Regions from separate parts of the Mus musculus genome. Here all the other regions are linked to region 5. A link is a loop called in an ENCODE intact Hi-C map of the cell type or tissue named here. Cell type or tissue: heart. All regions are shown on one strand. Links, peaks and the distances in the headings refer to the core of each region. The heading gives the core; the rest is flanking DNA.

What was found. A loop is a pair of places that touch in the nucleus more often than their neighbours do. Peaks named below come from ENCODE experiments on the same cell type or tissue, not always from the same donor. Only the 100,000 strongest peaks of a DNase experiment are listed, where the experiment ranks them.
Region 1: it touches region 5 in a loop (6-fold over the local background); 4 of 42 quality-filtered maps call a loop at or near these places.
Region 2: a loop joins it to region 5, with 8 times the contacts of the local background. A loop is called at or near these places in 10 of 42 quality-filtered maps.
Region 3: a loop joins it to region 5, with 2.8 times the contacts of the local background. A loop is called at or near these places in 11 of 42 quality-filtered maps.
Region 4: it touches region 5 in a loop (9-fold over the local background); 17 of 42 quality-filtered maps call a loop at or near these places.

Annotation. Positions count from the first base shown.
Region 1 is chr1:179,782,454-179,788,930 of GRCm38, reverse strand. It overlaps Ahctf1 (AT hook containing transcription factor 1), which reads left to right. Exons shown (of 36, transcript NM_026375.2): 8 at 592-742; 9 at 1,831-1,963; 10 at 2,055-2,236; 11 at 2,800-2,861; 12 at 3,795-3,923; 13 at 4,751-4,841; 14 at 5,895-5,984. Among named protein-coding and RNA genes, the nearest start is that of Ahctf1, 18 kb to the left of the region's middle. In heart, for the core only: no CTCF peak of the experiment used is centred there; no DNase peak of the experiment used is centred there.
Region 2 is chr1:178,365,246-178,371,722 of GRCm38, reverse strand. No RefSeq gene overlaps it. Among named protein-coding and RNA genes, the nearest start is that of Gm24919, 22 kb to the left of the region's middle. In heart, for the core only: no CTCF peak of the experiment used is centred there; DNase peaks (open chromatin) are centred at 2,242 and 2,682; H3K4me3 peaks cover 1,471 bases; H3K27ac peaks cover 2,533 bases.
Region 3 is chr1:178,181,277-178,187,753 of GRCm38, reverse strand. It overlaps Desi2 (desumoylating isopeptidase 2), which reads right to left and starts at 337. Exons shown (of 5, transcript NM_024282.3): 1 at 1-337. In heart, for the core only: a CTCF peak has its summit at 2,975 (motif pointing left); no DNase peak of the experiment used is centred there; H3K4me3 peaks cover 31 bases; H3K27ac peaks cover 34 bases.
Region 4 is chr1:178,403,158-178,409,634 of GRCm38, reverse strand. Efcab2 (EF-hand calcium binding domain 2) reads right to left here and starts at 3,617. Exons shown (of 7, transcript NM_026626.3): 1 at 3,502-3,617. The coding sequence starts at 3,532. In heart, for the core only: CTCF peaks have their summits at 3,094 and 3,934; DNase peaks (open chromatin) are centred at 3,254 and 3,934; H3K4me3 peaks cover 1,782 bases; H3K27ac peaks cover 2,002 bases.
Region 5 is chr1:178,315,110-178,321,586 of GRCm38, reverse strand. Cox20 (cytochrome c oxidase assembly protein 20) reads right to left here and starts at 2,434. Exons shown (of 4, transcript NM_025511.2): 1 at 2,379-2,434. The coding sequence starts at 2,417. LOC115487370 (a long non-coding RNA gene) reads left to right here and starts at 5,691. Exons shown (of 2, transcript XR_003948789.1): 1 at 5,691-6,194. It also overlaps a transcript of Hnrnpu not described here. In heart, for the core only: no CTCF peak of the experiment used is centred there; DNase peaks (open chromatin) are centred at 2,496 and 2,826; H3K4me3 peaks cover 3,954 bases; H3K27ac peaks cover 4,482 bases.

The sequences.
Region 1 (6,477 bases), core at 987-5,986, 1.5 Mb before region 5:
TGGGTTTAGTGGTACATGGCCTTTAATCTTGGCAAAGGCAGGCACATCTCTGTGAGCTGGAGGCCAGCCTTGTCCACATAGTAAGTTCCAGGACAGTCAGAGTTGCACAATGAGACCCTGACTTAAAAGGGGGGAGTAGGTAAAACTCTTTTTGTTTATTGAGCAGAAAATTCTGTTTTGATTAAGAATTAATATTCAGTCTTTTGAGGCAAGGCATGTTCTAGGACAGCCAGGTCTACTTAGAGTGACCTTATCTCAACAAAACTTAAAACAAAAAAAAACTATTCTTAAGAATTTACATGAGAATGCAGAAATCGATTTGCTGGCCTTTAGGGCATTCCAGTTTATACTCCAGCTACTAATGTATGAATGCTACCGTGTTTTAGAAAACTTTTACAATACTTATTGGTGATTATTTCTGAGACCATAAATCTAGCTTGGTATATACATTTTATATATATATAACTTTATAGCCTTCAGAGCGATTTGCTCTCTAAAAGCATTTGTGTGGGAAAACTTTTAGCATGGGAATATTTCATTTTAGAACACTCTTAGAATAGTGTTAAAGTTTCTGCATGTTTTATGTTGCAGGGATTAGAATACTGCGAAGAAAGATATACACTGGATCTAGCAGGTGGCACGTTCCCCTTAAGGGGACAAACTAGTAATACCAAATTGTTGGGATGCCAGAGTATAGAGAGATTTCCATCTCATGGAGACAGAGAAGAAAGTATGAGAGAAGGTTGGTTAAAAGTACTCTTAACTCTGTTGTGTGATGGCTTAAGATTTATGTCAGATTTCTGGAATTAATATTTCTGACAGTTGAAAATTAAGGTCCTGTGTATGTCATTTATTCAGGCTTTTAGGTCTTGTTGCTCTCTGGATGACTATACAGAACTGAAGAACTTGATTGCATCAGCTAGTGAAAGACCCTGTGTTTGAATCAAGTTCAACACAAAGATGGTCTCCATTTTAATAAGTGTAATTTGTCTTTGGATATTTTTCTGTTTTTTGGGTTTTTTTTTTTCTGTTATTTTGTTTTCCTTTTTGAACCATGCTGTGTTCCCCCAAACCCCACCCCGTGTCTTTTTCTTTCCTTTCAGAGTAAAGATCCCAGGGATAGATAAGTTCAGCATTGATTTGTTTTCCCTTCCTTTCTTTAGTGGTAACCTTTGACGGTTTTGCATTTCTGAGTCCTGCTTCTTCTATAGATGGAAAGTTCATTTATCCCAGAGATGCCCTGTGTCGAAGTTCCCACTTTTAACCTTGTGGTTCTGTTTTCACATCTAGAATTTAACATGCCATCCCTCTTCTTATTCTCTGTCCATGGCTTCCTTTTCCAGTTGCCATTAGTGATATCTGAGGTTTTTACTTTTCTCTTCCTGCCGAGGCCCCTTCTGGTGCCATTCCACTGCCGTGGTCTAGGTATTTGCATTTGTTTCCGCCTTTGCCATGTGGCTAGATCTGCCTTTCTCAACTCAGTTCCTCTAAAGGATTAAACCACAGACGTCCATTGTAGGTATTAGATTAGCTGCTGGTGCTAGCTGTCTACTGTCTTTGGGGAAATATTTGTTGAAATCACTTTCTAGTCTTATTGTCTCAAAGGTCTAAAGTATTACCTGGAAACTAGTAAAGGGAGAACCTTCTGATGAGAACTTCTCACCAGGAATGTCAGGGTGTAAGTGAGACTCAAGTGACAGAAATGGTTTTCATAAGTCTACTGAAATGTGAATTAAATGTTACTGTCATTTGGTTGTGGTTATGTTTAGGTTCTTTATTCTGTTTTTGAAAAATAGCTGGGTTTTTTGTTTTGTTTTTTCTTTCTTGCAGCTCTGTCTCCCGATACCAGCGTTTCTGTCTTTACCTGGCAAGTGAATATATATGGACAGGGAAAGCCTTCTGTGTATTTAGGGCTATTTGACATAAATCGTTGGTATCATGCACAAATGCCCGATTCTTTAAGGTATGATTACTATGTTTTCTCACCCCCTCTCCCTCAGATATTGTTATGTATAGCTGATAGTGTCTCAGTGCTTTAAAACTTTTTCTTCTAGATCAGGAGAATCTCTGCATAATTGCTCTTATTTTGCGTTGTGGTCATTGGATTCGGTTGTAAGTAGGACTTCTCCACATCACATCTTGGACATACTAGTACATGAGAGGAGTTTAAACCGAGGGGTTCCTCCTTCCTACCCACCTCCAGAGCAATTTTTTAACCCAAGTACTTTTAATTTTGGTAAGTATTTTCATAAATTTTTGAGAAAAATAATGTGTAAATGTAGTATGTCAGCTGTATGTTTCATATCTCACTATCATTTATAACTTACATAACTTCTGATACGTATTTATGTACACAAGAAATAGAGTATGTTTATAAATTTTGAGTTTTTTAGAAAATGTCAGTTAATATATTAGTAATAAAGTTTGTCACTATCTCAAAAGGAATTTATAATTGCTGGGCAGTGGTGGCACAAACCTTCAGTCCTAGCACTTAGAGGCAGAGGCAGGCAGAATTCTAAGTTTGAGGACAGCCTAGTCTATATACCAAGTTCCAGGGCAGCCAAGGCTACACAGAGAAACCTTATCTTGATAATTATTCTTGTCCAATGTGCTTGGTACATACCTTTAATCCCAGCAGAGGCAGGAGAATCTCTGAGAGTCTAAGGCAGCCAGGGGTGCACAGTAAGACCCTGCTTTGTTGTGGTTGTTTTTAAAGAGGGGACAGATTTATTCAATATAAAATTTTAATTACCTACAGTAAACATTTAATTCAAAATTTAAAATCTTTTTCTTTTTAAGATGCCACTTGTTTGTTAGACTCTGGAGTTATCCATGTAACTTGTGCTGGATTTCAGAAGGAGGTACGTATGCATTAACAACTTGCTGAGTGTGTGTTAGAGCTGAAGCTACATATTAGAATACAGGTGATTCATGTATTGAAATGTTCCTGGTATTTGTATAAACTAATTCATCTCTAAATAGTAGCTCCTGCTAGATTTTCGAGTTTAGCATCTTAATAACTTCAGTTTTAATGAGAGCTTGCTAGAAGTCATATAAATGTTTTTAGCAGCTTTGTGTGGGTGCCATCTTCTACAGGAACTCAAAGAAATGGTGACTAGGTTCGTGCCTCATTGCATCTTCTGGGTGCTTATTTTAGAGATGGGAAGGGGCGGGGTCTCACAGTATAACAGTGGCTGTTTGCAGTTTAGAGATCTGCTCAGGCCCCTAACTGCTGCAGTTAGACTGCCCCACAACTGCGGCCTGCCCTTTTGTGTCGTGGCCTTGTAGGGCTTCCTTTTTTTTTTTTTTTTTTTTTTTTTTTTTTTGGTTTTTTGAGACAGGGTTTGTCTGTAGCCCTGGCTGTCTTGGAACTCACTTTGTAGACCAGGCTGTCCTCGAACTCAGAAATCTGCCTGCCTCTGCCTCCCAAGTGCTGGAATTAAAGGCATGTGCCACTATGCCTGGCCGTAGGGCTTCTTCTTGTTTCTTTTGAGAAATAATACAAAATTGACAGAAGAATGATGTAAGAATAGTTTGTGATGTGAAGACCTTTTAGTTGGCAATCAGCCACACACATAGTTGCTGTGGTTGTCCTAAGTGAAAATCTCTCACTAAACACAGACATGTTTGTCTGCAACTTCTGAAAATACTGCTGTTGTGTCTTATTGATGTCATTGCATTCAGGAATCTCTAAGCCCCCTAACTTGATCATGCAGTTTAGTCAGGCTTTCAGTATTTCCATAGATGTATTTAAGTTGATGTTGGCTGATGTTGGACTAATTTTTCTATTACAGACTTTGACATTTTTAAAGAAATCAGGACCAACTCTTAATGAAGTCATTCCTGATAGTTATAATCGATGTCTTGTTGCTGGTCTCCTCTCACCAAGACTTATTGATATTCAGCCTTCCAGTTTAAGTCAAGTGAGACATTTAACTTTTTTCTTTCTTTTGAATTTTTTTTTGGGGGGAGGGAATCTGTAACCTCATGTTCCAGGATCAGTAGCCATGGCCTTGAAATTTGGCTTCCACATCCTCTAACCTTAGCTAAAGAGATGCTCAGTGGTTAAGAACACTGGTTGCTCTTGCAGAGGACCAAGGCTCAGTTCCATAGTACCTCACAACCATCTTTACTTCCAGTTCCAAGGGATCTGATACCCTCTTTTGACTGCTTAGGCACCAGATGTATTTATCTTATACATCCATGCCAGTAAAACACCTTTTTAAAAAGTCACAAGTGGAGCTGGGCTCAGCAATGCAAGCATATATATAATCCTAGTTACCGAGCTAGCAAGATCAAAGTTGGTCTGGCCACAAAGTAATTTGTACAAGGCTTGCTTGTATAGTTTCATGAGACTTTATCTTAAAATAAAAAGGACTGACTGAGATTATATAGCTCAGTGTGAGTGCTTGTGTCCTAGGCTCCAGTACTGCTAAAGAAAGTACAAACTGCGAGAGTTTCCTTAGCTGACGAGTTAAGCTTCATTGGCCATGGCATACAAGTCTTCTGTGGGTGTTGGGGTTTCCCACTTCTTACAATGCTGGGTATTGCGTTGGTTTTCTTCCTGCTCTGGTCAGGTGGCCTCCACCTTGTGACCCTCCTGTCTTACTCTCCTTAGTGCTGTAACTTTACAGATGTGCTCTGTTGTCTCTCTGGCTACAGCCAAATGAGCCTCAGAACTATTTCCCCACCTATACTGCCTCTGATTTCAGAGTGTCTTTCTTTTTTTTTTTTTTTAAACATGGTTTAGGAAGAACAATTAGAAGCTATATTGTCAGCAGCAATTCAGACAAGTTCCTTGGGACTTTTGACTGGTTACATCAGAACGTGGATAATAGAAGGTAACAGTTTCACTTTGTAAAAATAGAATATTTTGGGTGGGTAGGGGAGTAGGGGGGGAGGGTATGGGGGACTTTTGGGATAGCATTAGAAATGTAATTGAGGAAAATACGTAATAAAAAATATTTTTAAAAAATAGAATATTCATATTCTTAAAATTACAGTTCATGGTTTTACATTTTAGTTAACCTTTATGCATGAGATTGTTTTAAATTCACGTAAAGTTGTAGGGTGGAGTAAAAAGTGAATCTGTGATGCTCTGTACCAGCTTCACCCCAGTGTGAATATTTATTCATTCTTTACATGAACATGCACATACTCTGCCCATGTAATGTTGAAAGAACATGATGATCATTTGAAAGAAAGCTTCCTGTTTCTTAATCATTTCAATTTTATTTCAAAACAAAAGATAATCACTTATTTTTTTTAAAAAAAGTTGTGATTACAAACAAAGGTTAATACTGAGTACTAACCAGTGTTGCAGAAATGTTTTTTATAGCTTAGTGGGATTTAGAGGAATACAGCATTTTTGTATTTTGAGTTGTTTTAAGACAGGCTTTCTCTGTAGCCCTGGCTGTCCTGGCACTCTCTCTGTAGACCAAGTTGGCCTTAAACTCAAGAGATTTGAATGCCTCTGTCTTCCAATTGCTGGGATTAAAGGCATGTGCCATTATGCCTACCATGATTTGGGGTCTTTTAAATATTCCTTAATATGGTAAAATTTCTTAAGTCAAAATTTAAAAACTGTAGGCCTTTTTTGTTGTTGGTTTGGACTGTTTTGGGTTTTTGTTGTTTTTTTTTTTAAGATTGCTTTCCAGTTTGTATATATTGCTCTCCCTCATAACTGCTCCCTGCGCCCTCTTCACCCTCCTTCCAGTTTTGCACCTATGGCACTGCTCCTATGAAGAGGTGCACAGGATCCATTTGGTAGAAGTTAATGTTAAATTCATGAACTTGGCCTTCCTATCTGGCTCCTCCTACAAAGTTAGTAACTTCCATTTCGAAGTTAGTAATCATTCTTTTTCTTCTTTTTCCTTTCTTTCAATACAAATAAGAACAACCAAATTCTGCTGCTAATCTACGATTTGTTCTTGAGTGGACATGGAATAAAGTGGTTCTCACAAAAGAAGAGTTTGATAGGCTTTGTAAGTATGAAGTCTGGATTCAGGATAAGCTTTTTTTTTTTTTTTTTTTTTTTTTAATTTATTTATTATATGTAAGTACACTGTAGCTGTCCTCAGACACTCCAGAAGAGGGAGTCAGATCTCGTTAAGGATGGTTGTGAGCCACCATGTGGTTGCTGGGATTTGAACTCCTGACCTTCGGAAGAGCAGTCGGGTGCTCTTACCCACTGAGCCATCTCACCAGCTCTCAGGATAAGCTTTAATAGTTAATCTTGATGTTGTAATCCCAGGTAGAACATTTGTTTGAGACAAGGTTAGGTGTCGGTAATCTCAGCAGTTGTGAAGCTCACTAGGTCAGTGGTTCTTAACCTGTGGGGAGCAATCCCCAGGGACAGCTGACCTCTTCACGGGAGTCACATATCAGATATTTATATTACGATTCATAACAGCACAATTACAATTATGAAGTAGCAACAAAAACAGTTTCATGGTTGGAGGCGAGTCACCACAGCAT
Region 2 (6,477 bases), core at 467-5,466, 50 kb before region 5:
GTTGTCAAATTTCCTTGATATTTCTTGTAAGTTAGTTTTTCTTACATTATTTTTTATATGGATGTAAATGTGTATGGGGATGTATATGCCATGGTACATGCATGCACAGCTCAGAAGACAACTTTGTTTGTTTGTTTTTTGGTTTGTTTGTTTGTTTGTTTGTTTTATGAGACAGGGTTTCTCTGTGTAGCCCTGGCTGTCCTAGAACTCACTTTGTAGACCAGGCTGGCCTCAAACTCAGAAATCCGCCTGCCTCTGCCTCCCAAGTGCTGGGATTAAAGGCGTGTGCCACCACGCCTGTCTGAAGACAACTTCTTTTTTTTTTTTTAATTATTATTTATTTATTATATGTAAGTATACTGTAGCTGTCTTCAGACACTCCAGAAGAGGGCGTCAGATCTCATTACAGATGGTTGTGAGCCACCATGTGGTTGCTGGGATTTGAACTCCAGACCTTTGGAAGAGCAGTCGGGTGCTCTTACCCACTGAGCCATCTCACCAGCCCTGAAGACAACTTCTTAAAGTTGGGTTTCTTTCACTATAGGATCCAAGGATTGAACTCAGATTGACAGATTTGTGCAGCAAGTACTTTTATCCTCTGAGCTGTAGCACTTGCCGAACGAGTGAAGTACCAGCACCATAAAAAAACAAAACCAAATCCATTAATTAATAAAAAAGAAAAGAAAAATGATGGTCCAAACCAGATCTAGACAGCACAGTCATGTGATGTCTCTCTGGATTCTTTGTTGTTGTTGCTGTTGTTTAAGGGGATGGTGTTTTGAGACAAGGTTTCTCTGTCTAATGGTCCTGGCTTTCCTGGAACTCACGGTCTCTCTTGTTTCTTATATTCTGTAGGTTTCATGTCCTTTTTCCTCTTTGAACTTTATTGTTGAAGAACCCAAGTGGGCCCCGCCCACCCACCCTGTTAAGTTTCCTACCTTTTAAATTGTGTTACTTGCTTTCCCCTGATTGCTGAATTGTATTGTGGAGACTTAGGCTGTAGCCAAAAACTGTAACACCATGCATGACCCAAAAGCAAGTTGGGGAGGAAAGGGCTTATTTGACTTACACTTCCAGATCCCAGTCCATTATTGGAGGGAGGCAGGACAGGAACTCAAGCAGGGCAGGAAACTGAAGGCAGGAGCTGATTCAGAGGCCATGGAGGAAATGTTTCTTACTGGCTTGCTTCCTCTGGCTTGCTCAGCCTGCTTTCTTATAGAACCCAGGACTACCAGCCCAGGGATAGGTCCACCCACAATGGGCCCTCCCCTACTAATCACCAATTGAGAAAATAAATGCCTTACAGCTGGATCTCATGGAGGTGTTTCCTCAACTGAGGCTCCTTTCTCTCTGATGACTCTAGCTTGTGTCAAATTGACACACAAAACCAGCCAGTACAGGAAGGCATCCTGAGCATCAAATGTATGAATAAAATAACAGCTGCAGCATATTGAGACATAGCAATTATGGTGATTTTCATAAGCATTCAGAAAAAGATCCCTTGGTCACCTCTGGAGGATGTGGAGATACAACTTTTCATTCCAAAAATAAAGAGTCGAGCATCAATCCAGTGTGTCCTGGATGCACTGTAACTCTGGGCAACTAAATAACTCACCAGGAAAGAGCCTGCTCCTTAGAGAAGAGGAATTCAACTGCTAATGAAATAAAACCTCCAGCAAGGACTGTCAACGGTAGCTACATTCACAATTAAGATGATGGACAACGTTATAAAGGACTATTCCAGGTGGACAACACCTGAAGCCATTGATCACCTTGATATCATGGGAGGAAAGATAGTATAGGCTCTTCCTTTGATGCGCTAGGAAGTCTGCGCTGAATCAGCATCCCCAGCCAGTAAAGGAACATGACAATCAAGTGTGAGGATCTTACTTCAATTCCTGAGATCAGAGTGATGGAGGGTGTGAACAGACTTCTACACGTTGTACTCTGACTTCCAGACCCCAAAAAGTAAATATAGTAAGAACTTTAGATAAACCAAGATCTAAGCCTCCATATGTAAATAACAGTTTCAAAATTGTTGGTGCCTCTCCCTCAAACAATTAAATAAAACGGTCGTTAGAAATCAACGGGCATGTGTCAACCCAGGCACATCTTAACAGTGAGAATGACCCATAATCCCGTTAAGTAAACCCAGGCCTTCCCCCTCACTGTGCTAAGCGGTGGAGGAGGGGTAAGGAGCAGCAACTGCCGGGCAGAGAGGCATGTGTACTTTGGGACGCATCCATCCGGGTTATTTCCCTTATAGACCTTTTACCCTGTCCTTCCGGCTGCAGAGCACAGTCCTCCAGGCACAACATGCTTAGGTAAGCTTCCCATTATTGAGTTACTTCCCCCGCCCCCGACTCCCGACACTATTAATTGTTGGGTTTTTTTCTCCACTCACAGTTCCTGACACTTTATTTTTCTTTTACTTCATTCATCCATCCACTGTGTTGCTGGGGATCCCTGAGCTATGCCCCCATGCCCTATCCTCATCTAGAAGGTAAACCTGTCTTCTGTACATGACCTGGCTTTCCAAAACGGCAAGCATCTGTCGCGGAAGCAAGCGTCACGAGTCCCTCCCGTGCGGCAAGCCGGGTGGAGGTGGCTGTGCCTGGCCACCGCGCGCACGTGACGCGATGTGGACGCGCGCCCAGAGCGGCGCGCTGGGCCCCCGCGCATTTGTCAAGTGGGTTGGTGCCTGGCCCCGCCTGCCGCTCTGGGCTCGCAGTTCCCAGGAAGTGCAATGTGCGCACCGCCTGTCTCACGATTCCCCCGGGCCTGTGCGTATTTATAGTCCTAGCCCTGAAAGCCTAGGCCTCCTAGGCTTGCTCCTGACTTCCCTCCAGGATCCTGTTCCATGTCCCCCCAAAAAGACCACGCGGATCCACAAAGCACTTGAACAGACAATTGCACGCACTCCTAAATGCCCATCTCAGAGATTACACACCAGTCCATAGGGCCTAGCATATTGAATCAATCAGTACTGCTGTTCCACTTAAGAACACTACCGTGCATACACTATTACTGGGGAGGGAGGTGGGCATGCCACAGGAGTTTTGGAGGTCAGAGAAAAGCCTTTGAAGTCGATTTGCTCCTTCTACTGTGTAGGGCCTAGGGATCGAACTCAGCATTAGACTTGGCACAAGCACCTTTGCCCTATGAGCACCAGGAAGATTTCAAAACATGGTGGATTCTTTTATCTTTCTCTCTTTCTTTTCCAATGCATGAAAGGCCTAATAGTGCTCTTAAAATAATTTTGAAAAAAAAAATTATTTGATTCCTAAGAATAAAATTCACATCGTTTTCTGCTCTTTGGGTTACTAACACAGCCGGACAAATTGGTAAGAAAAGATGAATCTACAGTGTGTCCTGACCTTGGCCGTCACTTTTGTCATTCTCATGGAAATCCGGAGTCACTGTTCCCTCTGAGTGATGAAATAAAAACAAAGTTCTGAGATTCCCCGGATTTGCCCTTTTCTGTTTTCTTTTTTAAGGGGCTAGTGTTGGAGACACCGGGAACAATCTTAGATTTCTCAGCTTTACCAGATAAATCCAAAGGGTACTTAGCTGTGCAGGATGAAAGCTGACAGACCCCTCTCCTTGTTTACCTTCGGCTCAGAGGAGAATAATTATTCCAGAGTGACATTTAATACAGACCCGTGGTCACTGATACTGCAACCGAAAGCTTCCCCAGCAAAGTCCAACAGCATTATCTAACTTTTAAGTCCCAACTGAAGGGCAGAGCTTGGACATTCTGGTAAATAAAAGACCTGTAGGTAATCTCTTGAACAGGGGGGCACAATGGAGATGATGGGGGGGGCATTTGGAGAATGGGGGAGACTGTAGGGCAGTTGGCCAAACGGCAAAGCAAAGAGAACCTTGTATATGCAGTCAGCATGAGCTCTCTAGGCCCTGGAACATCCAAACAACAGACTATCTGTGAACAATAGTCCTTACATATGTGCAGCCTAGTGCAATCTAAACTCCTGGGAATGGCTTCTATGTTGCTATCTCTAAGCAAAGAAAAGACTGGGATGAAGTGAAAAGACAGAATTCCTTTTGTTATGTTGTATCAGCAATTATCTCTGTCTTTGTAAGTTGCCTTACCCAACAGCTTTTTTTTAGAAGTTCCCCCATGGCCACTACACCAACCCCCCCCCCCCCCCCCCCCCCCCCCGTTTGCTGCTTTGCTAGTAGTGCTAACCAAGATATTATTAAATACTTCAAAATGTTCATTATCTTGTTGTTTTTTAAAACTTGACTTGATGCCAGGCAGTGGTGGTCCATGCCTTAAATCCCAGCACTTGCGGAGGCAGAGGTAGGTGGATCTCTGTGAGTTCAAAGCCAGCCTGGTCTATAGAGTGAGTTCCAGGACAACAAGGGCTACACAAAGGGCTACACAAAGAAATCCTGTCTAGAAAACAAAACAAAACAAAAATCAAAATACAAAACCCCTTGTTTTAACAACCATGGTGTGATAATGTTAGGGCTTTGCTTCAAGCCAATATAATGATCCTTGAAATTCAAGCTAATATTTTAGAAGCAACTGTTGCTAAGAAATTTTTCCTAGAAAATTTAAATTATGGGGTTGGATCAGTTCTGCAAGCATGGGGACTGAGTTCAGATCTCCAGCACCTATTAATATACAGGCATGGTAGTTCGTGCCTGCAACCCCAGTGCAGGACAGTGAGTTCCTTGGGGCTAGACAGACAGACAGACAGCCTAGCCATCAGTGTCCTCCAGCTTCAGCTGGAGTCCCATCTCAGAAAATAAGATGGAGCTGAATGTGGCTTTGTAATCCTTTAATCCCTCTACTCAGGAAGCAGGGGTAGAGGCAGATACCTCTGAGTTCAAGACTAGCCTGGTCTATCTAGTGAGCCAGCCAGAGCTGCACAGTGAGAACCTGTTTCAAAGAAAGAAAGCTGGAAAAGCCACAAAGGAAGACACCTAACCTCTACATTTGCTCGCGCGCGCGCACACACACACACACACACACACACACCACACACGCACACATGTGCGTGCACACGCACCAAATCATCATCCATTAAATACTGGCTATGGTTCCCAGGTCGTTTGCTCTGGAACAATGAGGAGGCTGCATGCATGTCAAGCCCACACCCCGACCACTGTTTTGATTCCAGTGTCCTGATACACTGTTTCACGTGCTAGGGATTGTTTGTCCCCTGGATACATGAAAGACTCATGGCTCAACTTCATTCTTGTTATAAGCAAACAGCTAGATGAGAAATTACAGAGCAATGCTATAAAAAACCGGCATTGAGGTCCCAGCTCTGCTGTGGAGGTGGGAGGAGAGGAAAACCAAGAAAAAGGAAAGTTTCCCTACATTTCCTTAAAAAGCAGTAGTAAACCGGCACAGGATCTAAGTGTATGATCCCAGCACTTGGGAGGCAGGGGCAGAAGGAGCAACAGTTCCATCTAGAGACTGCCATATCCAGGGATCCATCCCATAATTAGCCTCCAAACGATGACACCATTGCATACACTAGCAAGCCTTTGTTGCAAGGACCGTGATATAGCTGTGTCTTGTGAGACTAGGCCGGGGCCTAGCAAACACAGAAGTGGATGCTCACAGTCAACTATTGGATGGATCACAGGGCCCCCAATGGAGGAGCTAGAGAAAGTATCCAAGGAGCTAAAGAGATCTGCAACCCTATTGGTGGAACAACATTATGAACTAACCAGTACCCCAGAGCTCTTGACTCTAGCTGCATATGTATCAAAAGATGGCCTAGTCGGCCATCACTGGAAAGAGAGGCCCATTGGTCAGGCAAACTTTATATCCCCAGTACAGGGGAACGCCAGGGCCAAAAAATGGGAATGGGTGGGTAGGGGAGTGGGGGGGGGGACGACATTTGGGATAGCATTGGAAATGTAATTGAGGAAAATACGTAATAAAAAAATTAATTAATTAATTAAAAAAAAAAAGAAAGTCAGCTTCAGCTGCGTTGTGAGTTTGAGTTCAGCATGAATGCACGAGGCTTAGTCTACAAACAAAACAAAGAACTAAAGCCCAAGATGGAGAAATACTGGGCTTCATTTAATTCCTCAACTGTGGCTGGATCATCCTTACAAGGAGCTGGTTTTCTTTCTCCCTTTTCCCTTTGCCCACTACAGCCTGACACCTCTGTGGATCTCACGGCGAAATGCACAAGTAGCCCAAACTGCCCTATCGCTGTGCTGTTTTCCAGTGCAGGGAGTTAATTTATCATTCTCGTGTTCAAAAACCAGCTGGTATAGTCTTGTGAGCCTGTAATCCCTAGCTTTAGGAAGTGGAGGCAGGAGGATCAGGAGTTCAAGGTCACCCTCAGTTACTTGTACCCAGTCTCAAAACAAAATAAAACAAAACAGGCTGCACCTGGAGGCCCTGCCAGTATTCTCAGCTACTTGGGAGGCTGAAGCCACAGGATCCAAAGCTCCAAGGCCAGGGTAGGCAGTTTAGAGCCTATCTCA
Region 3 (6,477 bases), core at 984-5,983, 130 kb after region 5:
CTCCCGGGAGACGCTGTCAGAAACCTGTACGAGGACCCGGCCAGACAGGTGGAGAGGCAGCTCCAGCTCAGGCGCCTCCCCTCGGCCGCAGACACGTGGGGGAAGGCGGGGCCTGGGCGAGGGGCGGGCTTTAGGCACCCTGGAGGCGGGGCCGGCCAGGATCCAGGGATGAGCCCGCCTGCGCGTTGAGGCTCTCAGGCTCTGCAGCTGGAGACCTAAAATGGCGACAGGCCGGATGCCTCTTCACCCTGGTGGCTCGAGGTCGCAGAAAGACTACCGTTCCCAGAAAGCAGAGGGAGAACCCGCGATTCCTATTGGGCGTGTAAGCAGTCTGACTACATATCCCAGCATTCACCAGGATATTGTAGGCACTCACGTCTCCCTGGGAGACTACAGTTCCCAGAAAGTCCTGCGAAGAGTTTGTCAGGGGAACCTTCGCTGTTCGTCCTTGGCGAGCAGAGACTCCATTTGCCTTTTAGTTTTCAGTGCTGTTTCTGGTGTTTGTAGCGTGAGATGTGAATCCAACGCAATGTGAAGAAGTGATGACTAAGTTTTCCAAAGCCCTTCTGCTTTTTTTTTAATTTTTGAAAATATAGAAGTGAGGCAATAAAGGGAGGAAGGTTACCCTTGTAAAAGTAGGATGTAAGAAAGTCTCCTTTAACCCTCAAAACGGAATTCACATTTCGTGAATGACAGAAAGCTAGTCAAATATAAGAGAGCCAAGAATTCCAATTAGAGGAGACAAAAGTACATAGACATAAGACATGTTTTTTGTACTTAAGGAACAAAATAAAAGTTCTCTGTGGCTAGAATATAATGAGCAAAGAGGTGATCTGTGGACAGGCAGTTAACTGGTCAGAAGACATCCTGAGTTTTCAGTTAGCTGAGATTGAATATCTATTTTACATTTTAGATTTATCAATTGTGTGTGTGTTTGTGTGTCTCTGTGTGTGAAAGAGTGAAAGAGACTGAGAAAGACAGAAGACAGAGACAAAGACAGCAAGGGGTGCAGGTGACCAAAGAGGACAGAGGGCAGGGATGCTCTGCAACCGAAGTTATAGGCTGCTGTAAGTTGCTTGACCTGAGTGTTGGGAACCAAACTGAGATCCTCTGCAGAGCAACAAGTACTTTTAGTGGGCAAGCCATCTCTCCAAACTCTGAGGTTGGATTTTAAATGAAGAGTTGGTAGGGTTTGAGCCAAGGAACGACATGAATATGTACATAAGTCTCTTAAAAGATTGCTTGAGAGCTAGAGAGAAAGCTCAATGCTTAAGAGTACTGGCTGCTCTTCCAGAGGTCCTGAGTTCAATTTCCAGCAAACACATGGTGGCTTACAACCATCTATATTTGGGATCAGATGCCCTCCTCTGATATGTCTGAAGACAGATATGATGTACTCAGATAAATAAATAACTTTAAAAAATTAAAAATTGCTTGAGTTTCTGTGTGAAATTTTAATGAGGCAAGGGAAATAGAAACATGACCATTAACGTGGTAAATTGTAAAAGTGGCTTCTCAAATTATATATGACCTTTGATGCCTCTCTCTACTGTCTTTAGCAAGCTTTGGCTTGATTTGGTCAATGGGTTATTAACAGATATAATGCAAGAGATTTAAAAGGCACTTTGGATTTGTGGCTTGGTTTCTTCCTCATCTTGGGAGTCTAGTGACCAGCCTTATATTAAAAAGTGTGGACATTAAATTTGTTGGGGGAGTTAGGGGTAGTCTCAAAAATAGGTCCTGGATGTTTGACAAATTTGGGTAGATAGTATGTTATTCATAATATATCAAACATTTGAGGGAGAAGCAGGTTAGAAAGGGAAATGAAATTACTGTTAGGTCATGTTATATTTTCAGTGCCTTTTAGAGTCTCATGAGATGTTGAGTAGGCATTTGCATAAATGAAATGGAGTCACAACCATTAATCTGACTAAAATAAACATTTCAGTAGAACTTAAAGCCTAGAGACTTGTTGGGCAGTCTTTCTGTTGCTGTGATAACACCTGCTCTGACAGAAAGCAGCTTAGGGCAGAACAGGTTTAGGGGTCACAGTCTATCACAGAAGGAAGTCAGGACAGGGCAGGAACTTAAAGCAAGCACCTTGGAGGAGCAGTGCCTGCTGGCTCAATCACTGGTTTATGCTTGGCTAGCTTTTTTAAGAAACTCAAGACAACCTCTCCAGGGGATGTAACACCCAGGGTATACTGGGCCCTCTTATATCAATTAGTTAAGACAATACCCACAGGCTAATTTGATAAAGGTAATCCGTTAATTGGAACTTCTTTTGCAGATGACTATAGGCTATGTGAAATTAAGGGTTGAAGCACTAGGAAATATTGAAAAAATGCAGCTGGAAAGAAATATTAAAAGGGGGAGGAGGTGGGAGGTCAGGCTAAAGAAGGCAATATGGGGAGGACAACTAACATGAATAGCCTTTGGAAAAACCATATGGAAATGTACTATTGTAAAAGCATCATAACATTATTTAACATTACTCTAACATTACACTATTGCCAAGTCTATTGGTTACTATTTTTGTTTTGTTTTGTTTTGTTTTTTGAGACAGGGTTTCTCTGTATAGCCCTGGCTGTCCTGGAACTCACTTTGGAGACCAGGCTGGCCTTGAACTCAGAAATCTGCCTGCCTCTGCCTCCCAAGTGCTGGGATTAAAGGCGTATGCCACCACCACCTGGCTTGGTTACTTTTTTTAAAAGATTTATTTTTTATGTATGTGAGTACACTGTAGCTGTACAGATGGTTGTGATCTTTCATGTGGTTGTTGGGAATTGAGTTTTAGGACCTCTGCTCACTTGTGTCAGCCCTGCTAGCTCAGGCTCTGCTTCCTTCTACCCAAAGATTTATTTATTACTATACATAAGTACACTGCAGCTGACTTCAGATGCACCAGAAGAGAGCATCAGATATCATTACAGGTGTTTGTGAGCCACCTTGTGGTTGCAATGTGGTTACTGGGATTTGAACTCAGGACCTTTGGTCAGTGCTCATATCCGCTGAGCCATCTCGCCAGCCCTATTTTCCATAGCCTTACAGAAAGGCCTTATGGCCAAAAGCACCACTTATGTCATCAAATGTCAAAAATGGATCTGGGGCTGGTGAGATGGCTCAGTGGGTAAGAGCACCCGACTGCTCTTCCGAAGGTCCGGAGTTCAAATCCCAGCAACCTCATGGTGGCTCACAACCATCTGTAACAAGATCTGACTCCCTCTTCTGGAGTGTCTGAAGACAGCTACAGTGTACTTACATATAATAAATAATTCTTTAAAAAAAATGGATCTGTTGGCCAACTAGAAGCTTCCTCCCTACTGACTCATGTTCATGGTACTGAGGTGTACTGGTCATGATACCAGAGGAGAAAGGTAACCATCAGTCTCACCTAGGTGCAATCCTGGTTGCCACAGTAGCAGCTTGGCTACAAGACACATGATGTAATGAGGCAGCAGTGGCACAAAATTACAGGGGCAACCAACCACAGTTTTCTTCTTTCTTTCTTTCTTTCTTTCTTTCTTTCTTTCTTTCTTTCTTTCTTTCTCTATCTATTTAACCTGGGTTTATGGATTGCTCTGTGAACTGGAACTCAAACCTCAAACTGTTAAAGTGGCTAAGAAGCTGCAACTCAATAGATCATGGATGGACCTAGGGGAAAACCCTACTACTATCACTTTGCAAAGGAACAAAGTAATAAAATGAGCCCTGAGGATAAACTGTTATGTCCATAGATCTGTGCTTTACTCAGCCCTAATCTCAGAAGTTTCTTCCTGCAGTAGATGGTAATTGATACCCATAAGTGAGCAACACACAAATTGACATGGACTAGCAATAGTAAAGCATAGGATGAAAGAATATTTGTGGTGGTTATCAAGAGACAGATCAATTTCTGAATGTTGTGGCTTAGGCATGTAATCCTACCAGTTGGGAGCCTGAGACAAGGGAGTTACCAGGGAGTTCAAGGCCTGCATGAGCTATGTAGTGAGTTCCAGACCAGTCTGGAATACAGTGTGAGATCCTATCTCAAAATAAATTGAGTAGAGTAATACAAATCTAAAGAGGAATCTGAGAATGTGGTTCAGTTGGTAGAGTGCTTGTCTAATGTACATAAAGCAAGTGTGTTTGATCCACAGCATTGTGTAAAACTGGGTATGGTAGCTCCCTGCCTAGCACTCGGTGTGGGGAGGAAGTAAAGGCAAGAGTATCCAGAAGTTCAGGGTCATTTTCAGCTCTCTAGTAAGTCTGAAGCCTGCTGAGGTCTCTGTGTGATCTTCTCGAAAGAGGGAGGGAGGGAGGGAGGGAGGGAGGGAGGGAGGGAGGGAGAGAGAGAGAGAGAGAGAGAGAGAGAGAGAGAGAGAGAGAAAGAGAGAGAGAGAGAGAGAACTAAGGTGTGGGAGATCCAGAAATAATTGACACACCTATTATATATATATAAATATACATTATATGTAAATATATATTTGTGTGTATATATATATACATACACACACACACACACACACATATATATATATGTATGTATTCAGTGCCATTAGATCTTGGAAGTATGTAACTTTCTTTTTAGTTTTACAGGTGTTTACAGTTAAGAGATTTCCTTAAGTCTCAGAAAACTTTGGACTTTGGATTTTCAACGTGTTGAGACTGTTGTAGACACTAAGGACTTTTGAAGTTGTACTAAATGCATTTTGCATTACGATAATTACTATAAGTCTTTTGGGGTGGGGGAGGCAAGGGAGTGAAAAGTGGTGGTTTGAAGGAAAATGGCTTCCATAGGCTTATACATTTGAATGCTTAGTCTCTAGTTGAGGATGATTAAGCTGTGGCCTTAATGGAGTTGGTGTGGCCTTGTTGAAAGAGGTGTGTCACTGGGTCGGGCTTTGAGGTTTCCAGAGACAATGCTAGGCCCATACCCAGTTTTACATCCTATGCTTTACTATTGCTAGTCCATGTCAATTTGTGTGTTGCTCACTTATGGGTATCAATTACCATCTACTGCAGGAAGAAACTTCTGAGATTAGGGCTGAGTAAAGCACAGATCTATGGACATAACAGTTTATCCTCAGGGCTCATTTTATTACTTTGTTCCTTTGCAAAGTGATAGTAGTAGGGTTTTCCCCTAGGTCCATCCATGATCTATTGAGTTGCAGCTTCTTAGCCACTTTAACAGTTTGAGGTTTGACCACCTCAAATAGTGTGATGGTTTGTGTGGGAAATGGCCTCCTACGCATTCATGATATGAATATTTGGTCCCCAGCTGGATGCACTGTGGTAGAGTGCTGTGGAGCCCGTATGAGGCTGGGTCTTACTGGAGCAAGTGGACTTCTGGAGAGCAGGTCTTAGTGACCATAACCTGGCTCTACTTCCATTTCACTTTCTGTTTCCTGACCTACTGTGATGGGAGTGGTGACACCCACACACTTCTACTGCTGGGAACAGCACCATACCTGCCTGTCATGTGGGCAGCACCTCTCAAACTCTGAGTAAAAAATGAATGTTTCCTTCCTCAGACACCTGTTGACTGGTGTTTGCTTATGCTTATAGAAAGCTCTGCCACCCCCCACCAAGGGAGTGACTGAAATGCAGACTAAGGCCTTCCAAGTTACTGGACTCCTTTCTGACCAATCCTGGGGACTATTTGGGAGGTTGCCTGTGCTCCTCTTGGCTCCCTATGGTTCATGCTCTGTTTTGATTCATCACTACTGGCTGAATTCACTGACTAACTCAGTTGAATTTGAAGCCAGTATTGAAGAATAACATCCAGTTTCACTAGTAGATCTTGAGACTGTCCATTTTCCATTTCCAAAGTACCAGCCACCCAAAGAGATAGCACAGCTTGGAATGTCAAGGGATCCCTTTTAATCTGCATGTCTTTAGTTTTGGAATGACTTTTGTTAGTGATGACCACCAACTTGTGTCTTCCCAGATGGAAAGGAAAGTGTTTGGCAAAGTCTTTGAAAATAGCAGCTCATGTTACCACTACTGTCTGTGTTTGATGGCAGTGATGGCTATAATCAACTCCTCTAGGCTAGTGGAGTTTTTGTTGTTGTTGTATTGTTTTTAGAAGCAGGGTTTCTCTTTGTAGTCTAGCCTTTGTTTGAATTCCCCATCCACTTGCTCTGTCCTGATCCTGAGAAAAGGGATTAAACCTTTTTTTAAAAAAAGTCCTACAGGGCAGTGGTGGTTCAAGCCTTTAATCCCAGCACTTAGGAGGCAGCGGTCAAGGCAGGCAGATTCCTGAGTTTGAGGCCAGCTTGGTCTACAGAGTGAGTTCAAGGACAGCAGGGCTACACAGAGAAACCCTGTCTAGAAAAAACAATAAAAAAATTAAAAATATAAAAATAAAAATAAGCCCTTTGTTTATATTCTTTTATTTTTAATTTTCTGTGTATCGGAGTGTTAGCTGTATGTACATCTGTTATCACATTCATGCAGTAAGTTAGTTCATATTGATGTTCATGGCTTGTGCTATAA
Region 4 (6,477 bases), core at 882-5,881, 88 kb before region 5:
CTTTTCCTTTCTTTTCTTTTCTAAGTTTTGGGTTTTTTAGACAGGGTTTCTCCCTGTAGTCCTTTGTAGGCTAGGCTCTCCTGGAACTCAGAGATCCGCCTGCCTCTGCCTCCTGATGGCTCGGATTAAAATCCTGTTTCACCGCCAGGCCCCAGGCCATTCTTAATCCATATTATCCACTTGACTGGATACCTCTGGATGTATTTCAGGGGCTTTTCCAGAGACAACCGGATCTTGAGGGCACCAACCTAATCCGTTTCAATCCACTGATAGATTCAAATTTGAACAGAACCTTGAAAAGTAAGCTCTCCTAGAGGAAGCAGGACGCTGGACAGTGTGCCTTGAGGATCTTATCTTGGCCCTGGCTCCCTATTGCTCCTCTTGGCTTCTTGTTTTCCATTTCTTCCTCTCTTATCTCCCTTACTGATAACCTCCCCTTTGGGGAGGACAAAGACAATGCCTTCTTCATCTCGCTATTCACTAAAGTTCTGCCCTGATGTAAGGGCTAAAGTTAAGCTTTAAACCCCACTCGCCCAAGGACAGATAACTCCCAGGAATGCAGAGGGCTGTTGTTTTTGTCAGATAATGAATCCCTGTTCCCCTTCAATAAACAAAGTTTGTTGTCCCAACTGCACAGGATGTGCTTGGTCACATCCAGGCAGGAGACGCACAGGCAGGAAGGAAGTCAGGATGTATGCTTGCCCCAGTGAACCAAGGTGGAAAGTAAGGAGTTTCATGAGCCTGGCCTAACAGGCACCTGAAGGATGGAATTCATCACCATTTCTGTAAGAATCCCACATAGGGACATGGCCAGTGTCCATCTTCCTGGCCAGTATTTAATAAAGCTTACTTCAGTTGGACAACCATGGATTCCATCTTCCTCATCACAATTTTCAGGTTTAACATTCACCAGACTACTTTCCATGAAGCAAGCATTAAATATATAAGAAATTGAATATATGAAATCCAGCTTTCAACAGCCATTACTTCCACAGTTAGTTGCAGACTGAACTGTTTTTTCTCCTAAACTTACACTAAACATTAAAATATGTTTTGGAAACTAAAGAAACAGAAATTCTGTCTGTCTCTGTCTCTCTCAAGCAGGGATAACAACTGTAAAAATCAGGCTGGGTGTGGTGGCACACAGTTTTAGTCACAGCACTCACTCAGATGCAGACAGGTGCATCTCTGGGAGTTCCAGACCAATCAAAGCTACAAGGTGAGATCCTAAGTGTTGTGTGTGTGTGTGTGTGTGTGTGTGTGTATAATTTTACATTGTAAAAACTTGCAGTATACTCCAATGCTACCCTAAATAAGTCTTTAACTTAAAAAGAAAAGGAGGGGTCTGGAGAGATGGATATTTGTTCCCACTGTGTTAATAACACCTATTGTGTCTCTAGTTGTGGTGTGTTTCAGCTTTAGCATATGCATTTATCCAAGAGTTCTCTGCTTGAATATTATAAACAAAATTAAATAAAGTCAACCATAAGTTAAGAGGTGGAACAAGCAACCAATTGACAGAGAGTAAACATAGGATTATTTAAAAAAAAAAAAAAAAAAAAAAAAACAATGTCTGGGACACTGGCTGAGGAGCAGGGTCAGCTGGGTGCTTTCTCTGCTTCTCTGAGCTAGCAAACTTTCACCACAGATTCTGGCTCCCGGGTTTTCATTGGTAAAACCAAATGATTTAGATTTTGTTTAAAAAACAAAACAAAACAAAAAAAAAACCCAAAAAACAAAAAAACAGATGGCTCAGAGGTTAGAAGCACTACCTGCTCTTCCAGAGAATCCTGGATCAATTCCCAGAACACACATGGCAGCTCACAACCATCTGCAACTCCAGTTCTGGGGGATCCGACACCCTCACAAGGACATACACAAAGGCAATACACCAATACACATAAGGTAAATTAATTTAAAAAATAATTCATCCCCTAATGATTTTCTCCTTTACTTTTTTTGAGGGGGGTAATAAAAGTATAACTAAAAAAAAAAAAATACTTTCTGGGGAAGCTTTTTTTTTTTTTTTACCTAAAACTTTTTTTTTTTTTTTTTTTTGAGACAGGGTTTCTCTGTGTAGCCCTTGTTGTCCTGGAACTTACTTTGTAGGACCAGGCTGGCCTCGAACTCAGAAATCTGCCTGCCTCTGCCTCCCAAGTGCTGGGATTAAAGGTGTGCACCACCACCCCCGACTCACCTAAAACATTTTTTATACAACATATTTTGATCATATTCTTTCCCTTCCCCCAACACCTCACCGACACTCCCTGCCCTCTAACTTCATATTCTTTGTAAAAACAACAACAAAAAAGTAGAATAAAACCTTCCATTTCTAAAATAGCACCACAAAAATCTTGATACCTTAGTAGAGTTAAAACTCTATACTACAATGCCGACTTCTGAGATTAATTTTACCATCTATAAATCACAGGTCATCAATAAGATCTCTAGCTGCCAGGAGTGGTGGCGCACGCCTTTAATCCCAGCACTCCGGAGGCAGAAGCAGGCGGATTTCTGAGTTCGAGGCCAGCCAGGTCTACAAAGTGAGTTCCAGGACAGCCAAAACCAAAAAAAAAAAAAAAAAAAAAATCTAGGGTCTCAAGTTTCCCTGCTGGGTTCCTGTAATCACCATGACAATGGACTAAACAACTCGTGTAAATATTAGTTGTTAACCTAACTACTGTGTTCCAAACCAGAGGGTGGGGGTGGGGGTGGGGGAATACAAGAGGGAGGGGAGAGAGTCAGCAAAGATGGAGTGTTACTTTCACTTTTTTTGCAATGTTTGCCATTTACTATTTTAGGGCTTGCTTGACTATTTATTTAGCGGTGATGTTGTCAATTTATCACGTAATGGCTGTTGAGTCACAGATCCGATTTTAAGTCATTCGGCTGGGTTAGCAACAATTCAAAAGGTCTTGCAGTTCAACATGAAACATTAGTTTTTCGGGTCCCCTGAGGCCTCTCGGGTACCCGGCCGGTCTGGGCGGCCCGACAAGTCCCGGCTGGGTTTTCTTTAAAGTGATTAAAGTGCGTGTTCCTTATGCAAGGCTCTAGCGCGACCCGGGCCGCTAGGGCCCAGTCTGACCTGGAGGCTGCGCTCCGCCTGGCGGAGGAGGAGGCAAAATGGAGGCGGCTGGGGCCGGGTTGGGCCGGGCTGGGCGGGGTTTCGGCACAGCCGCAGAGGATCCCGCCAGGTTCTAGTCGCAGCTCCAGTCCTCCATGAGGCCGCCCTCCGGGTTACCCACAGCCCACCCAGACCGCGGCTGGCGCCCTCACGGGGAGGGGAGGTGCCAGGGACAAGGACGCCATTATGAACCTCCCCGGCGGGGGCTACAACAGCCCGCGCAGACCTCTCGAGGGGACGGGAGGGCGGACGGTGGGGACGCGGGCTGGCGCCGCTTTTCAGCCCACTGTCGCCACGCCGAGGGGCTCAAGATGTTGGCCGGGGGGCGCTTCCTCAGGCGCAGAGGCGACGTCGTGGCACCCCAGGCAGGGTCCTACCTGTCCCTTCCGCGTCCCTTTCCTCCGCCATCTTGGTGCGGAGCCGGTCGCCCGGGAGACATCCAGCACGAACCCTGCGGGACCCCGCGGGCGGAGAAAGCCCCTGGATGCACGGTGGCCCCCCGATCCCCGCCCCCACCAGAACCGAGGCCCGCGTTCTTTGGGCCTAGGGGCGTCATTTATTAACAAGGCTCCGGAACCCGCCTGGGCCTGATTGTGACTGTCAAGGACGTAGTGTGCCTTGCTTATTTCTTTATTCATTTCTTTAATTACTTATTTTATTCAGCTTTTTTTTTTCCCGGCCGTCTCAGGTGCGCCCCAGAACCGGGCGCAGACCTGGCGGCCCCTTACACGGTCCCTCCCCGAAAAGCGTCCGCCCACCCCAACCCCACCCGAGCCAGGCCTTGTGGCTCTCTGGCGTCACCCTCTCCTGAGCGGAGCCACTCTGCCAGTCACGGAACTGGAGCGAAAACGGACATGGGCCAGTGCAGGAGGAAGCCCAGCCTTTCCCCGGGATCGCAGAGAGAGAGAGAGAGAGAGAGAGAGAGAGAGAGAGAGAGAGAGAGAGAGAGGACTTGCTGTAGAAAAACATGTGCAAAATAGGCGCAAACACTGCGTCGCCAAGGCTGCAATTTCTGATACAAAATAGTGTTCTCATAGCAACAAATAAATTGACGGTCTGTTCTCAGGGATACACACATTTTGTATGTTGATGGTGCAATTTGGCATGACCTTCCGATGAGAATTTTGAGTACTGAGAAACTTGGCTATCGCGTGTTTTGTTATTTGATGGATAAGCTCAGAATACTAAGATTCTCCCTTAAATGAAACCCCCCCAAAACAAACAAACAAACAAACAAACAAAAAAAACCCAACAGTTTTGAAATGTCTAACAATGTGACTCAAATTAATATCTAGTTTTAATCTTTAATGATAATTTCATGGTATATGTGTACTTATTTAAATATTTTTGTAAAAGTAACTAAATGTAGAGGCCTTTGTTTTGTCTTGATTTTTCTTTAATATAGTTATTTATTCACTTTACATCTCAGTATTTTATTTTTTATTATTAGTTTTTATTCATCGAAGTTCTGTAATCTCAGTGAATGAACCCTCAAAGCAGGCCAACTGTACTCTTCATTAAAATATTTTTTTCTATAGGCAATAAAGATTTGATGAAGTGTCTAACTACAATTTGAATAATCAGAAAATGGTGCATATCAAGCAAATTTCCCCAGCACTCAGGAGGCAGAGGCAGGCAGATTTCTGAGTTCGAGGCCAGCCTGGTCTACAGAGTGAGTTCCAGGACAGCCAGGGCTACACAGAGAAACCCTGTCTCAAAAAAACAAAAACAAAAACAAAAACAAAACAATAAAACAAAAAGAAAGAGAAAGAAAGAAAGGAAAAGAAAGAAAAGAAAGACTTCCAAGATGAACTCAAGCATACAGTAAATTAATCACCCCAAAATATGGAAGAGTAATTTATATTAATATTTTATTTATTTTATATTAATATTTTATTTATTTTATATTAATATTTACATTCTGTGTGTTCCCCTTACTCTCCCTGAAGATGAAGGACTTTGTAGCAAGTATGGGAAGGAAGAGAACTGTCCCTTCCTGATGGAAGGTGACCCTGAGCATTGCCTGCCCCTTATCTTTACCTCCTCTTCAATGGTCCCATAGGCAAAGTTTTCAAAATGTTTATAGTGCTTTTATTTTATTTACTTGTTTCTACCACATACATTTCCAGCCAGTAACGTTGTTCTATACACTGGGACATTCTGACTGGAATTGTGTGTGAGAGATGTGTGTGTGTGTGTGCGTGTGTGCGCACGCACCTGTAGCTTGTAGTTTGTGTCTTTGCTTTAGTGTTTTGTATGAGGAAGGATTCTCTTTAGGTGCTCAGACTGGTCTTAAATTCCTGGGCTCAAGTGATGCTTCTGTTCAGCCTTCATGAGTTTCTAGAACTTCAGGTGCACACACTGACATCTAATCTGAAATAATATAGGTCTTAAAAATGAAAACAAGCTAGTGTTCTCAATGACTTTTCCAAGCCACTCAGATTCAATGAACTTACTGTAAGACAGATTTTCCTCTTGCTTTATATTTTTGTATCAATAAAAGTATTGGCAGCACATGGTAAAAAAATGGAATCCTTACATAAGCATTTGTTCATAGACCTAGTTAACATTTAAAAGTTAAGCAAATTTCTCTGTAACTCCCCTCCTAACATTTTGTACATTCTACTAAACTAATAAAGTATTTCATTTTAGTTATTCTAAATCATATTAGTTTGTACTCCTTTGAGTTCTTCTTGAAAATTTAAAACAATACCATCAAATCAGGTGAGGAAGTTGGGAGATGGAGGCAGGAGGATCAGGAGTTCAAGGTCACCCTCATACAGCAGTGAGTTCAAGGTCAGCATGATGATGGAGATTTTACTCAACTGTAAAAGGTACATGCTTACCATTCATAAAAGCCTAGGTCCAATCCCCAGCACCAATAAAAAGAAACTACAACCAAAAGGCTTGGACCTTAGGTAGTTAATACACTGTTGATCTAGGTTTAGCATTCACACCTATAGTCACAGCATTGGGAGGCTGGGATGAAGATTTCTGAAAGTTCAAGGTCTGCCTGCGCAATAGTCTAAGACCCTATAACAAAAAGCCAAATTAAAAAAAAAAAAATACTGCAGGGCAGGTAGTAAAAAAGAAAGAAAGACCAGGCAGTGGTGGTGCATGCCTTTAATTCCAGCACTTGAGAGGCAGAGGCAGGCAGATTTTTGAGTTCAAGGCCAGCCTGCTCTACAGAGTGAGTTCCAGGACAGCCAAGGCTACACAGAAAAACCCTATCTCAAAAAAACAAAAAAACAAAAAAACTACTCCCTCTCCAACTTTGAAGACAAGAGACACAACTTACCCATATTTACAGTACCTAGCCTCACTGGAGCCTATTTTAAGTATTTAATTTTCCA
Region 5 (6,477 bases), core at 542-5,541:
TGAAGTGACCAGTCTTCCAAGGACATGTCACTCAGCACTGGCTCAGAGATGGGGGTCAAAACATTTTTCACACTCTGTTCATGCAAGTCTTAGACATCTGGTGGTTTGTGACTGTAATGTAATCCCAGCAATCAGGAAACCACAGCAAGAAGAACCACAACTACATTGCTGTGAATTGGAGGTCAGTCTGAGCTTGAGGATGCAAGACTACACATAACTTATATGACAGAGCATGTGCGAAAAGAAGCCATTCTCTATTTGTACCCCAGCCCTGGAAGCACAGATGTTTTCTGCAATGCCACTCAATGCTTCTAGAGGATGACTGCATAAGAGATGAAACGTAACACTGGTGGGGAATGGAGTAAAAGACATGTTAGGTTCGGTTAAAGATAGGGTAGAGCTGCACTCCCCTTAGCTCAAGGATCTGCCTGAACGTGTGTAACCTGGCTTTCATTAAAGTAAAATTGTTCTTTCACTGATGACTTGCTTCTCTTGTTTTTAATCATACACCCAATCAATCATTGTGGGCTGTTCTCATCATCAAACTCTCAAATAAGAAACTACAGGTCTACTGGGGAGTTCACACCATCTCTGGAAATTACTCCTATGCCAACTAGCATCCAGTACATGATGAACATGGAGACATTCTGGTAGCGTTAGTGAAACCAGTTGTACCTATGTACCTACCACCTGTATTCTTGCCTAGTTCAGATAGCTTAAAATTGGGTTTCTTGTGAGAGATTCCTTGCTTATCCTATCACCTACATGGTGGTTTCATAACTCCAGTTCAAGAGAAAACTAGGATTCAAGTTGACTGTCCATCCTTTTCCATTAAGTGTGTCATTGCAAAAGGAGACCTGGTTGGCATTAAATCTTTCAAGCTTCCTGTGGCAAGCTCATCAGTGGTCCTAAAAGCCAGTTTTGTATTGTACTCAACCAGTCTCCCCCCCCAAAGGACTGCTTTGTAATCCTTTCATTTGAAAGGATTTTAAATTTGAAAGGATTTTAAATTCTGTAAGTTATATCTGTGGGTGTCTGACTTGGGCTGCCACAAGAGCTCCAGAGACTTGAACAGAGGTGGTAAATAAGCACCTTTACCTTCTGAGGATTGCGCTTGCTTCCACATCTTAAGTCCTAATACTACCATTTTTCTGTTGCCTTGCAAGACTATATTAACTAGATGCTCCTGATTTTACTTGAGTACCCACACGCTCATGGCCACTGTTTAGGCAAAGATACACTTAGATTCCATCTCACCGGGAATCTTGAGAAAACATTTACAGTAATTGGCTTGCTGTTCCACTGGCCTGGGGATTTGGCAGTAGCAACGTTCCAGTAGCAGTGTCCCCTCCTTTTACGGATTTAACATTTGTGACCTGTTATCAGCTGAATACCATTTATTCGACTCCCTGTTTGTGAGACTATTCATCTGCTTATTTGGTCTTAGTCGGTTTTGCAAACCGACCAAAGTATCAAAGTATTTTCAAGTAGTTTCTCTTGCTTCCAAAATCTTTTCTGAGACAGGTTTTAGGTTTACTTTGTAGCCCTGGCTATCCTGGAACTCACTGCCTCCTAAGTGCCTGGTTAAAAGGTGTGCCCATCCCAAGCCTTCATGGCTTTATTTTTCAGAGCAGAGTCTTTTTGTCAAACCCACTGTTCAATTTCAGCAAGTCTAGATGAGCTATGAAGCAAACACTACATTTGACCTTACTTGTGCTAGCAAGTTTTCATTTGATAGGTAGTGTTTTAGTTGTTTAACAAAAGACATCTTTAGACACTTGACCATGGCTTAATTAGTCTCCACTTGGGACACCTTCCTGTAGCCATTCTATCAGGCCTAGCAGTTCATGGCCAAACTGCAGTTTTATCCCGGCTGGCTTAAATGGATGAAATTCGACTGTCCCGTTACCCCAGTAGGATGTCGGCTTCATGCAGAGTGGAGATTTCGTCTTTTTTAATAAGAGGTCAAACTGCAGTTCTCACATTGAACTAACAAATCTATACCTTACCTGTGAGTGTGCGCTCCTGTGTTGTGCAAGGAAAAGGACTGATTCACTTGCTGGCCCAGAACTCACCCCTGCCTCAGCCCTCAAAGTGGAGATTACTGGCATGCACCATCACGCCCAGCTCTCCAGAGTTTTCATTTCCCCTTTATTAGCCCTTTCTACCAAATCCAATGCTAGTTTTGGATTAGTCTCCGTTTTCTGACCCTGCAGGCCTGCTCTTCACTAGTTTAACTGGCAATTTAGATATATCCGGGATATGAGGACTAGATCGCTGATATACCTCGCGGCTATGGGATGGGTCTAGGAAACCGGGTCGCGGCCTGCGCACTGCACACCTCCCCCCACCCCCCCTTGCCCCATGGCGAACATTACCTTTTTCTCCGTCTCGTGGGGCTCCGGGGCGGCCGCCATGGGCACCAGTCCTCTCCATCGCCCCGCCCAGGCCCGCGACGGGAGCAACACGGGCTCCGCCCACCCCATCCCCGCGCGGCGGCGGCCATCTTAGGGAGCGTTCCTGGGGCTGTCCGGAAGCCCGCCCTGGCACACTCCTTTGTTCCATGGAACCGGCCACACTGTTTTCCAACCCGCAACCGACCATGAGGAACGCGAGTGGTGGCAACCTAGAGAAGCGCCACCGGTTCCTGTCTCGCAGGCAGGGTGGCCCGAGTCAAGGAGCACCGAGAAACTCGCTTCCCTCAGCCCCTCCTCCGCCTTAACCGCCATTTCAACCGTTGTGCGCGTCCCCGTGCTGGGCGCTGAGGGCGGAGCCGGGGCCGCGCGTCGCGCGCCGCTTTGTCCTCTTAGAGGGCGGGAGTCCGGGTTTGACGGCCCCCGCACTGCCGGAAGTCGCCTGGCGCTGTTTCCGCGGGCCTCGTTCCCAGCTTGTCCTTTGTCCTAGCTTTGGTGACCTTGACAACCTCCCGCACCCCCGCCTCGGTCCCTCGCGGCGGCCTTCCAGCGCCCGCCAGGCCCACGCCCCTCCCCCTCCGGCCCGCAGATTTAGGTTAAAAATAGCGCGCCGCTCGCGTGGAGGAGACTCAGGACAAAATGGAGGCGGCCGCTACCTAGGGGGCATGCGTCAGGCGGCAAGTGCCTTCCTTCGGGAGGGAGGCCGTGGGTGACGCGACGGTGACATAGCGGGTAGAAACCCAGACCGTGGGTCGTTTGGGTCCAAGTGTCAGCCAGTTCAGCAGGCGATGGCGACTCCGTTTTCGGGTTAATGTCCTGGCCCCGGCCTTTTGCCTTTCTTTGTTTACCTATTTCCCGATTTGGCCTCTTCCGTTCCAAACGGCCCTTCCCCGGAAAATGTCCCGGCCTGTCATTGTGCAGAGTCATGCCGCCTTTCATGTAACGTGCTGCACGCTACTTGCCCGTCAGTGTTAGCTGGGAGGGTCTCATCTTAATTACCATGCGGACTGCTTACTGTCTTATTCTTCATGCTCATTAACTGCTTTTCGCCAATCCCAGGGGGTAAAAGTGATTTATATTTCTCTTTATGCGTAGTAAGTTGTTTTTTGTTTTTAAGGAAGCTGAACAGTTACAAAGTGTATAATGCTCTAATATTACTAGGACTAGAAAAGGAACTGTTATCTTGACAGTTTGGGATACTCTACTGAAATTCTTGGCTAGCCAGGCTTTGAATTTTTGTCTGGAAGGTAATATTTAAGGTTGTAATATTCCATAAAGGAGAGAGGAATTCTTTTGCATTCCTAATTGCGGTATAAAGGACGTAACGGGAAAAATACCGAGGAAATGGCGTTACCGTTTTACTTGTGACTGAGACGTTGCTAGAGTATACTGAGTTGGAGTCCATTTCACTTGTTTGAAAAATGTCATGGATTCGATAAAGTTTCTTAATTTAACGAAAATAGAATATTTTTCAGTTTTGTCTTTTAACAGTTAATAATGAAAAGTAACAAGCTCACCCTTCTCCTTCTCCCTGAAGGTGTGGATGAAAGAAAACGACTTTGAAGAGAATAGAGTTTATTCTGTAGTAAAATGTAAATGATCATGACCCAAGGACAGGATTCAAACTGCCCCCAAACCATATTCAACATAAAAGTGTTACAGTCTTATGAGTTTTATATGGTAACAAAAGAGATAAGACACTTCAGTTTATGGAATGTCTCTGGCTATTGGCCTTAGATTTCATCTGATGACATTCTCAGTCTTTGGGATTGGTGGAAGTTAGTGTTCTGTTTATACATTCCAGAAGGACAGTCACAAGGATAGATGCTAAGCTATACATAGAAGTGGGCAATGAATGGCTATTAAGGAGGCCAAGGATAGCCTAAGATAATTTAGCTCCAGGCTTGCAGCATTCCAGGTCTCTCCTGTCACAGTAGAATCAGCCTTGTAGAATTTTTAACTAAGGATTGGGGTGAGTGGTTGTGTGGTTTCCCCCTCATAGGAACTATAGTTAACAAAGGAGTTAACTGTTGTGTTCTTCCAATCTGTTTTCCTTCTCTTAATTAAAATTATTATGCAAATACATTTTGGAGTCATTTAAAATAACATTAGATGCAGATGTGTTGGCTCTGACCTAAAAGCCCAGCATTCTGGTTGAAAGAGTAGGTTTCTTGTGACTTCAAGGCCAGCTACAAAGTGAGGCTCTGTCTCACAAAAAACTGATAATAACAATGGAGGGTTTGAAGGTATAGCTCAGTGGGTAAAGAGTACCCAAGGCCTTGTTTTTGATTTGATACCCAGAACTGTTAATATATGCACAAAAAAATTTTAAAACCTACCAGAATACATGGATACATGGAGTAAAAACTAAAGCCTCCAATCTCCTATAAACATCTTTTTTACATTAACCTGATATGACCGAAGTGGGCCTGCTGCACCAGCGGCACTGTTTTCTACCTTTGGTTATTCTTGACCTGTGTGTGTGTGTCTGTAAGCACCTGGAGGTCTACTCCCTTCAATGGCTGCACAGTGTCCCCTTAAGCTTTTTGCTGCTGAATGACGTTTCTTTAGAAAGCTGCACATTTTTCTACTAATCCAAACCCAAAAAAACGTCAGCAAACATCTTTGAGCACACGCTAAAGATTTTCTGTAGAACACATTTCAAGATGAGGAAGCTGGCTCAAAAGCCTTGGACACGTTGTTAGGTCCTGCTGTTGTCCTCTCAAAAATGTTGCCCTTGTGATTCCCATGAATAAGCATGAGAGTGACTTTCCTCACTGATTTTTAGAATCACCTTTTGTAATGTTTGATAGTTTCTGGATCTGATGGAAGAATTTAAACTTCCCTATTACCAGAATAATTGAGTACTCTTTCAAGTGCTACTTTGTGCTTTAATCTTTTTATTACCTTTAAGTGTGTGGGTGTGTTCTACAGTTTAGGTGTGGAGATGAGAAGATAACTTGCAAGGGCCCTTCTGTCCTGTTATAGGGTATCTGAAGAGAACAGCCCAAGACCTGAATAACTTGAATGGAGTCTTTATTTAACCTTGGGCAGGACTGCTCCAAGCGAATTATTGGGAAGTATTGTGGAACTCCAGTTGGCTTGATTTTTTTTTTTTAATTTTTTTTTTTTTTTTTTTTTGGTTTTTTGAGACAGGGTTTCTTAGTGTAGCCCTGGCTGTCCTGGAACTCACTCTGTAGAGCAGGCTGGCCTTGAACTCAGAAATCCGCCTGTCTCTGCCTCCCAAGTGCTGGGATTAAAGGCGTGTGCTACCACTGCCTGGCGTGATTTTTATTTTTATTTATTATTTTTTTAAAGATTTATTTATTTATTATATGTAAGTACACTGTGACACTCCAGAAGAGGGAGTCAGATCTCATTACGGATGGTTGTGAGCCACCATGTGGTTGCTGGGATTTGAACTCCAGAGCTTCGGAAGAGCAGTCAGGTGCTCTTACCCACTGAGCCATCTCACCAGCCCCATGATTTTTATTTTTTAAGGGGGAAAAAATGCAATTGTGACATATACAGAAATCGAGTATTGCTTACAGAAGTAGAGAGGTAACAGTTTATGGTCAGGCAGGTAACATTTAGCTCACAGCCCCATTATACAGGAATTTGGGACTAGTCCAGAGACCAGTTTTATCCAAGATAATTTAGCACTTAAAAGTATTCTTAAGAATATTTTGTCCCTTTTCCCTTTCTGCCACGCCATGCCATCCAGACTGAGGAAGACCCGGAAACTCCAGGGTCACGTGAGCTGTGGCCATGTGAGCATAGGTAAGCACCGCTGCAAGCACCCAGGAGGCTGTGGGGAGGCTGGAGGCATGCATCACCACAGGATCAACTTGACAAATATCATCCAGGTTACTTTGGGAAAGTTGGTATGAGGCACCAGAGCTCCTGCCCAACTGTCAACCTAGATAAATTGTGGACGTTGGTCAGCGAGCAGATGCGGGTCAATGTAGCAAAAAATAAGACTGGAGCTGCTCCCATCATTGATGTTCGATCAAGTTACTACAAAGTTCTGGGCTCGGATAGCTCCCCAAGCAACCTGTCATCG